Linked DNA regions of Homo sapiens: regions 2 and 3 are each linked to region 1. The links are chromatin loops, found by intact Hi-C in ENCODE. Cell type or tissue: heart right ventricle. All regions are shown on one strand.

What was found. Peaks named below come from ENCODE experiments on the same cell type or tissue, not always from the same donor. Only the 100,000 strongest peaks of a DNase experiment are listed, where the experiment ranks them.
Region 2: a loop joins it to region 1, with 3 times the contacts of the local background. A loop is called at or near these places in 2 of 110 quality-filtered maps.
Region 3: a loop joins it to region 1, with 4 times the contacts of the local background. A loop is called at or near these places in 5 of 110 quality-filtered maps.

The regions. Positions count from the first base shown.
Region 1 is chr5:156,815,253-156,817,752 of GRCh38, forward strand. No RefSeq gene overlaps it. Among named protein-coding and RNA genes, the nearest start is that of PPP1R2B, 34 kb to the right of the region's middle. In heart right ventricle, a CTCF peak has its summit at 950 (motif pointing left); no DNase peak of the experiment used is centred here.
Region 2 is chr5:156,583,514-156,586,013 of GRCh38, forward strand. The region is part of intron 4 of SGCD (sarcoglycan delta); the gene reads left to right. Among named protein-coding and RNA genes, the nearest start is that of SGCD, 260 kb to the left of the region's middle. In heart right ventricle, no CTCF peak of the experiment used is centred here; no DNase peak of the experiment used is centred here; H3K27ac peaks cover 2,500 bases.
Region 3 is chr5:156,473,448-156,475,947 of GRCh38, forward strand. The region is part of intron 3 of SGCD (sarcoglycan delta); the gene reads left to right. Among named protein-coding and RNA genes, the nearest start is that of SGCD, 150 kb to the left of the region's middle. In heart right ventricle, no CTCF peak of the experiment used is centred here; a DNase peak (open chromatin) is centred at 1,044; H3K27ac peaks cover 2,346 bases.

The sequences.
Region 1 (2,500 bases):
CTGAAGAATTCACGTCCAGTCTGAGCAACATAGCAAGATCCTGTCTCAAAAAAAAAAAAAAAAAAGAGAGAAACAATAGAAGACAAAAGACAATGGAATTGACATCTTCAAAGTGCTGAAAGAAAGAAAAACAGAATTCTATAAATGAAGTGCATATAGAGATGTTTAAAAAAACAAAAGGTGAGAAAATATGTCACCAGCTTTTGAAGCTAAAAGAAAATAACTCAAGATGAAAGCAAAGATCTGCAGGAAGGAATGAACAATGTCAAAAAAGGTCAAATATGTGCATAAACATAAAAGAATACTTTAAATTTTCAAAATTATTGACTATTAGAAACCACAGGCCAGGCACAGTGGCTCACACCTGTAATCTTATCATTTTAGGAGGTCGACGCAGGTGGATTGCTTGAGCTCAGTAGTTCAAGATCAGCCTGAGAAACATGGTGAAACCCCATCTGTATGAAAAATACAAAAATTAACTGGGTGTGGTGGTGCACACCTGTAGTCCGAGCTACTCAGGATGCTGAGGTGAGAGGATGGCTTGAGCCTGGGAGATGGAGGTTGCAGTGAGCTGAGATTGTGCCAGTGCACTCCAGCTTGGGCAACAGAGCAAGAACCTGTCTCAAAACAAAAAAACAAAAACAAAAACAAACAAAAAAGCCAAAGCAAAACACAATAAAGTTTAGTGGTTTATAATATAGACAGAAATAAAATATGTGACATCAATAGCACAACGAACTAGAGAGAGATTAGTGGAATTTTTTGTGCAAAGTTTTTACATTGTTTGCAAAGAAGCGAAATACTAATTGATTCTTGTGATAAATTGGGGTGTTAAGTTGAGGATGCATACAGTAATCACTACAGCAGTTGTTTTCAACCTTTGGTAATTCCCCTACCCAGGCCCCAGCCAAGGAACCCTGTCACAACTGGAGTGGGAGGACAGTTGCTACTGCCATCTGCTGGGAAGAGGCTTTGTTTTTATGAAAATTTTGTAGATGAGGAAACAGACTCCTAGAAGTTAAGTAAGTTTCTCTAACACTACCTTTGATAAGGTGAATAGTGGCTCCCCAAAGATGTCCCCGTTCTAATCCCCAGAATCTGTGAATATGTTACATCACATGGGTAAACGGTTTGCAGATGTGTTAAGGATCTCGAGATGGGAAGATTATTCTGGATTATCCTAGTGCGTCAAATGTAATCACAAGAGCTTTTATAAGAGGAAGGCGGTTGGGTCAGAGTCAGAGAAGACACATTATGATGAAAGAAGAGGTGACAGAAGGAAGGGGGATAGGTAGACAGACTGAGAATGAATGAAAATGCTACATTTCCAGCTTTGAAGATGGAGGAAGGCACCTTAAGCCAAGGGATGGAGGCACCGTCTAGAAGCTGGAAAAGGTAAGGAAATGGATTTTTCCCTAGAGCCTCATGAGGTAGCACAGCCCTGCTGATACCTTGACCTCAGCCCATTAAAAACCATTTCAGACTTTTGACACAAAGAACTGTAAGGTAATAAAACTGTATTTTCAAACCACTAAGTTTATGATAATTCATTATAGCAGTAATGGGAAATTAGTATAGATATCCAACTAGGATTTGCTTCTAGATTTTTCAGTCTATGCCTTTAATCACAAGATGGACATAGCTACCATAATGGGAAGAAAAGCTAAAGCATTTTTCAGAATGTTTTTGCCCTGCAGATATCTCTGATATTGCCTAACTGATCATGGTGTTCCTAAAATTGAAATAGACAGGCAACCTACTAAAGCCTTATTTGATTTGTGGAAGTGTTACCTACAGTGGAAAGAATCCAGCAACCAACAGACTCCTCATAACATGAGAGCTTCCTAAATAATCTTAAATTTAAAATATATATACACATATATGTGTATATATACATGTATATATATACATGTATATAGATGTATATATACATATACGTATATTTATGTGTGTGTGTATATATACACACACACGTGTCAAAAGAAAAACTTCAGCCGAGTTAAATTTAAAGGAGTTTAATTGAGCAATGAATGATTTGCAAATCGGGCAGCCCCCAGAATCACCGAAGATTCAGAGAGACTCCAGTGCAGCCACATGGTGGAAGATTTATGGACAGCAAAAGGAAAGTGATATACAGAAAATGGAAGTGAGATACAGAAACAACTGGTTTGGTTACAGCTCCGTGTTTGCCTTGTTTGAACATGGTTCAAATAACGTTGGCTACATTTGATTGGCTGAAACTCAGCGATTGGTACAGTTGTGTGTTATGGTTGGTTTATACCTCCACTTGTTATAGTTCATGACGTACAGAAAAATCTTTAGGCTGAACTTAAATATGTAAGGAGGCAGCTTTAGGCTAAACTTGATTTAATACATGCATACATGTACAAATATACATACGTGCATGTATATATATGATATACACATATTCTATGGATATTTATATAGATAGGCTTACAGATATTCACATATATATGTGTGTATGTAGTGTGTGTGTGTG
Region 2 (2,500 bases), 230 kb before region 1:
ACCTGGCCACTCATATCATGTACTCCTCTTTCTAGCAGATGCCACAAGGTAACCAGAGTGATCATGTTTAGTTCACACCTTCTCCTGCTTAAAACTCTTCAGTGACTTCTCATTTCTGAAGAAAATTCAAAACCGTTAAAATGGAGTATGAAGGCAAAATGGGTAGATAGACTTACCAGATATCTGGACATACCACAAAGCCACAGAAACAAAGATAATATGACATTGGTACAAGAATAGATAAATAGACAATAAGACAGCCTACAAGTCTGAGTCAGACTCAAATATATTTGGGAATTAATATGTACCAAAGTGATACCACATAATAGTGGGAAAAAATAATGATTGTTTGGTAGATAGTGTTGAGGAAACTGCCTTCCATTTGAATTCCTACATAACTACATACTGAAGTAGACTCCAGAGAGAATAAAGACTTAATATGAAAAGTAAAACTCAAATGTTGATAGAAGAAAATATATAGAATGAACTAGGAAAGGAAAGGATTTCTTTGTGAAATCCCAAGACGCAATCCATTAGTAGAAACAAACGTTTTCTTACATCAAAATTAAACATTTCTGTTCATCAAAGAACAGCATGGGCAATATTAAATTTTTCTATCTCCCTTAAGCATCAAACTCCAAGCACATAGTCTTTCTCTCTGTCCCTTAAGTATATACCAAGCTCTTTTTTGCAGAGGGCCAAATACACTTGTCTATGTTTTTGCTAAAATGTCTCTCCCCTAACAAGGTCTTTCCTGACCACCCGAGTTAGAGGAGGTCTCACTGCATGTGATCTCATTTCACCTTCTACTTTGTGTTCACTGCAAACGTTGAGACTGCAATTATATGATCGCTTACAGAACTCAGTTAAGTGTCTATGCCCCCTGGTAGTTTGTAGACTCCGGCAGACCAGGGGCTACCTGCTCAGCCTTTAGAACAGTGCTTTATGCTTAGAAGACAGATGAAAATGTTAATACAGTGGATTAATAAGGGGCAGTTGAAAGAGGGCACATTCACTACCACATGCCAGATGAGTGCTACATGCCCAGCACAGATTCCAGGCATGTTTTGACCTTTATGTCCACAAGAATTTGAGTAATAATGTGTGCTCCTGCTTCTTTCTGTCACCTATGCTTCTTTCTGTCACCTAGAGACTCAACATCTCAAGTCTAATTTGTATCTTCTACCATTCCTTGCACTGCATTAGGAAGTGAACAAATATTTGCTGGCTATATATCTATATGGCCTCCTCCCACCACACTGCTTTTTATATGTTTAGATTATAACATCACTCATGCTTAATGGCTTGCCTTTTGAAAACTGACAGTTACTGTCAACTTTTATGTAATTATTTCTTTTGTTGACAACTCTCACTCTCTGTTGACTCTTAATTTGATCTGAGCATTCAGTTATTCAGCAAATATTTATTGAAAGCCTAATGGGTGCCAGGAATATGTGGGGCACTAGAAAAGCTGGCAGTCCCCTTGCAGTGGTGACAGATGAACATGACCTCTCAAAGAAATCATTGAGAGAAAACAGCTAAACTTAGTGAAGTATTGAGAGAGACCAAAATGCTCCCAAATTTGGGCACAGTGCAGAGAGTAGCTGAATAGGAATGCTACAATGGGAAAAATGGACTGTTTCCCAGCTTATTTTGAGAAAGAGCTTCACAGTGTAGCTTCATTATTCATGACTGGAAAAAAATTTCAAAACAATAGAAATCTACCCAAGCATATTTATAAAAAGAGACTCCAAGAAAATAGAAATAACTGTACTATAGTATTGTTTTTCAGTAACTTGCTATGCTTTTAAAAGGATCAATTCAGAGACAACTTAAAGCATCCTATTGAAAATAATAATGTTAATAATAGAGATATTTGATGCCTGCTGAAGAAAAACTTACAAACTATCCTTTGAAAATGATTTTAATGACAAATCTCACTTTGTAGAAGCCAGTTTTTTCCAGGTGATATTCAAAGTTAGTGTTATTTTAGTAAACATAGAGCACTGCGACCAATGCATTGTGATGACTGTGGAGAAGTCACTATGTTCTGACTACCCAGTGTTGAGAGCCTTCCAGAAGAGTGCTTGTGCAGAGAGAGCCCTGGGTGAAGAATTTGCTGTGAGAGGACCCATGGACTATTCCTTTAGTATTTCCAAAGGCAAAATCTCATGGAAATATATTTTGTCTCAGTATAAGGGAGAATTTTCTAATGTGATCAAAAGTGAAATCATGTGTTCACAGTGTATCAGACTCCCTGCCAACTCAAAGATGGGGGCCTTTCCAAGGTCTCTTTCTGAAACTCAAGATCTTAGAATTTTGCAGCCTAATACAGCTTTCAATTATATAATAAAAAAACTTTGTATTTTATCATAGTTTTATATGTACCATAAAACTGTGAAGCAAGTACAAGGGTATTTCTATACATCCCAAACTCAGGCTTTCCTATTAACATCTAATATTAGTAGGTAAATTTTGTCACAATTAATGAACCAATAAT
Region 3 (2,500 bases), 340 kb before region 1:
CATCATGCTTCTCAGAATGGCACACAATTTACAACATATGAATTGTTTACTTCTGTTATTTTCTATGTAATCTTTTTGGACTGCAATTGACTGTGGGTAACTGAAACCACAGAAAGAAGAACCATAGACGAGGGGACTACTGTGTGTTTTTTATAAATTGTTTTCTTTGAAAGAGATTGTAAACTCCTTGGGAGTGTCATCTGTATCAGTGGCTCTCAAACTTTAATATACAAAAGAATTACCCAAGGACTTTATTAAAATGCAGAATTTCAGGCTTCACCCTGGGGATATGGTGATTCATTCGATTTGGCATTGATCCACGGAATCTGTTTTAAGGAGCAATCGAAGTGATAATCCACTGACCACCTTTTGAGAAAAAATGATCTATATTGTATTTGAATCATATCCACAAGGCTTGAGTGCTGTATGTGTCAAGAAGTAACCTATCCGATAAATAAATTAGATGAATTTTAATACCTTTGATACCAGTTTTCAACTGTAGCTGTTTTTTTGTGTGTGGGTTTTTTTTTTTTTCTGGACACTGTTAGATAGCATTTCAGGAAAGGATCCTAAATTAAAAGATAATTTTCCCCAGCCCCTTCATTTTCTCCAGTGGGGGAGGGAGAGCACTTTGTCTCCCACAAGACACTTGGCCTGTCTATAGATGTTTTTGTTTATCCCAACATGGGTAGGGGTTGGCATGGCTGGCATTTTTGGGTAGAGGCCAGAGATGCTGCTAAACACCCACAGGACAGTCCCCATGAAAAAGAACTATCAAGCCCAAAATATCAATAGTGAAAGATGGAAAAACTGTAGGATAGTCTTTTTGGAATTTAATGAACCCAGATACTCCTCAGAGTGATTCAGCCTTGTGCAAGCACCGTGTGTCAGGATCTCACCCAGGCACTCTAGGCTGTGCTATGCACTTATGCGTACCCTTCCTGGCCTGGGACCTGAGGCCTGGCTGCTGACGCTCCTTTCCTGTAGGTAGCTTGTACTGACTCCTTAGCGCTTCTATAGCAGCTTGTCTCATTTCTTTGACAAAGCATCTGCCAGCAGCAGGGCAGGGAGCCCTGAACATGGGCCACTCCAAGCTTGCCGACAGCTCTCTTTAGTGAGATTGGAGATGCTCCAGCTGGTCACAGAAAGAGGCAGCCAGCTGGGTTTGAAAGGAAAACAGATTTAATTTTGGTCCCCATTGAAGCAGAAACCAATCTAGAGATGTGCCTGCTCTAATTTGGAATTCTTAAAAGGATAATTGGGGAAACAGGTAGAAAAAGAACCACATAACCCAGGATATAAGGAAGGATGGATGCCCAGTGAGTGCCAGAGTTAGTTTGGCCTATTTTGCCATGATATTAGGATGGGATTAACTTGATATACGTGCATTGGATCTCAGTGGTTCAGCACTTCCTAGTTCTTGGACCTTGGAAATTAAATAAACTGCTATAAGCCTTGGTCTTCAGACTACAGAATGGCAATAATAATGATGCTAATTCCATAGGGTTGTTGTAAAGACTAAATGAGCTAATGCATGTAGAGAAAGATTTTAATGTAGTGACTGGCATATAATAAGCATTAAGTAAATAATAGCTATTAGCCATTATTCTTCTGCACCATTAACCTGCAAAATATGCCAGGCTCCACCAGCCTCTGACTATTCAATAAGTCCCCTTCTACCCTTTTATACCAACAGTATGTTGGCACAAACTATCCCTGCTTTAATAACTGTAAGTTAGCCATTCTCCAAGATACCCATTCATTATTTTTTATCCATTACAGGGTCTCTCCCATGTGCCCACAAATCAGTCTTTCAGCTGCAGCCACCATTATCCCTGACTAATCTTTCTTACCTGAGCTGGCTTCCCCTCCCCACAAACCCATTTGCAACTGTCCCTGCTCTGTCATAGTGACAGTTCAGACTATGGGTCCTTCCAAGCTGCTGGTGTTGGGGAGGTCAGAGTCCAGCTGAGATTCATGCAGAAGAGAAAAAGTATCTGCAATTCTGTCCCTTTTTGTAAATAGACCACAGCACAGTGCATCTCTTATTTAGAAATCTTTGCTGACTGGTTCTATCATTTTGTTCCTTTAGCCCCTGTCTCCAAGAGAACCTCAGTCTAGCCAAAAGATAGGAAGGAGGAGACAAGATACTTTGTAATTCCTATTTTCTCCCCGAAGCCAACACTTCCAGCCAATACTTCTAGCAAGCCTGCCGCTAACCAAGTAAACACCCCCAGACAAACCAACAGCTGCAAACAATTCCTGGAGAGTTCTTCCGAAGTGTATATTTCTTTGATGGTTTCAGGCCCCCCAACTCAGCACATTACAAGGAATTCTATTAGAATACTAGAGGATCAGGACAGGGTCCCAAAAGAGGAGCTATGAAGCACTTGGAGGGGAAGGAGACCAAACCTAGGGAAGGCAGAAAGAAAAGGAGAAAAATAAAGATGTGGAGGACAGGCAGCACATTCCTTGCAGCAGGGTGCATTGGAGCTTGAAG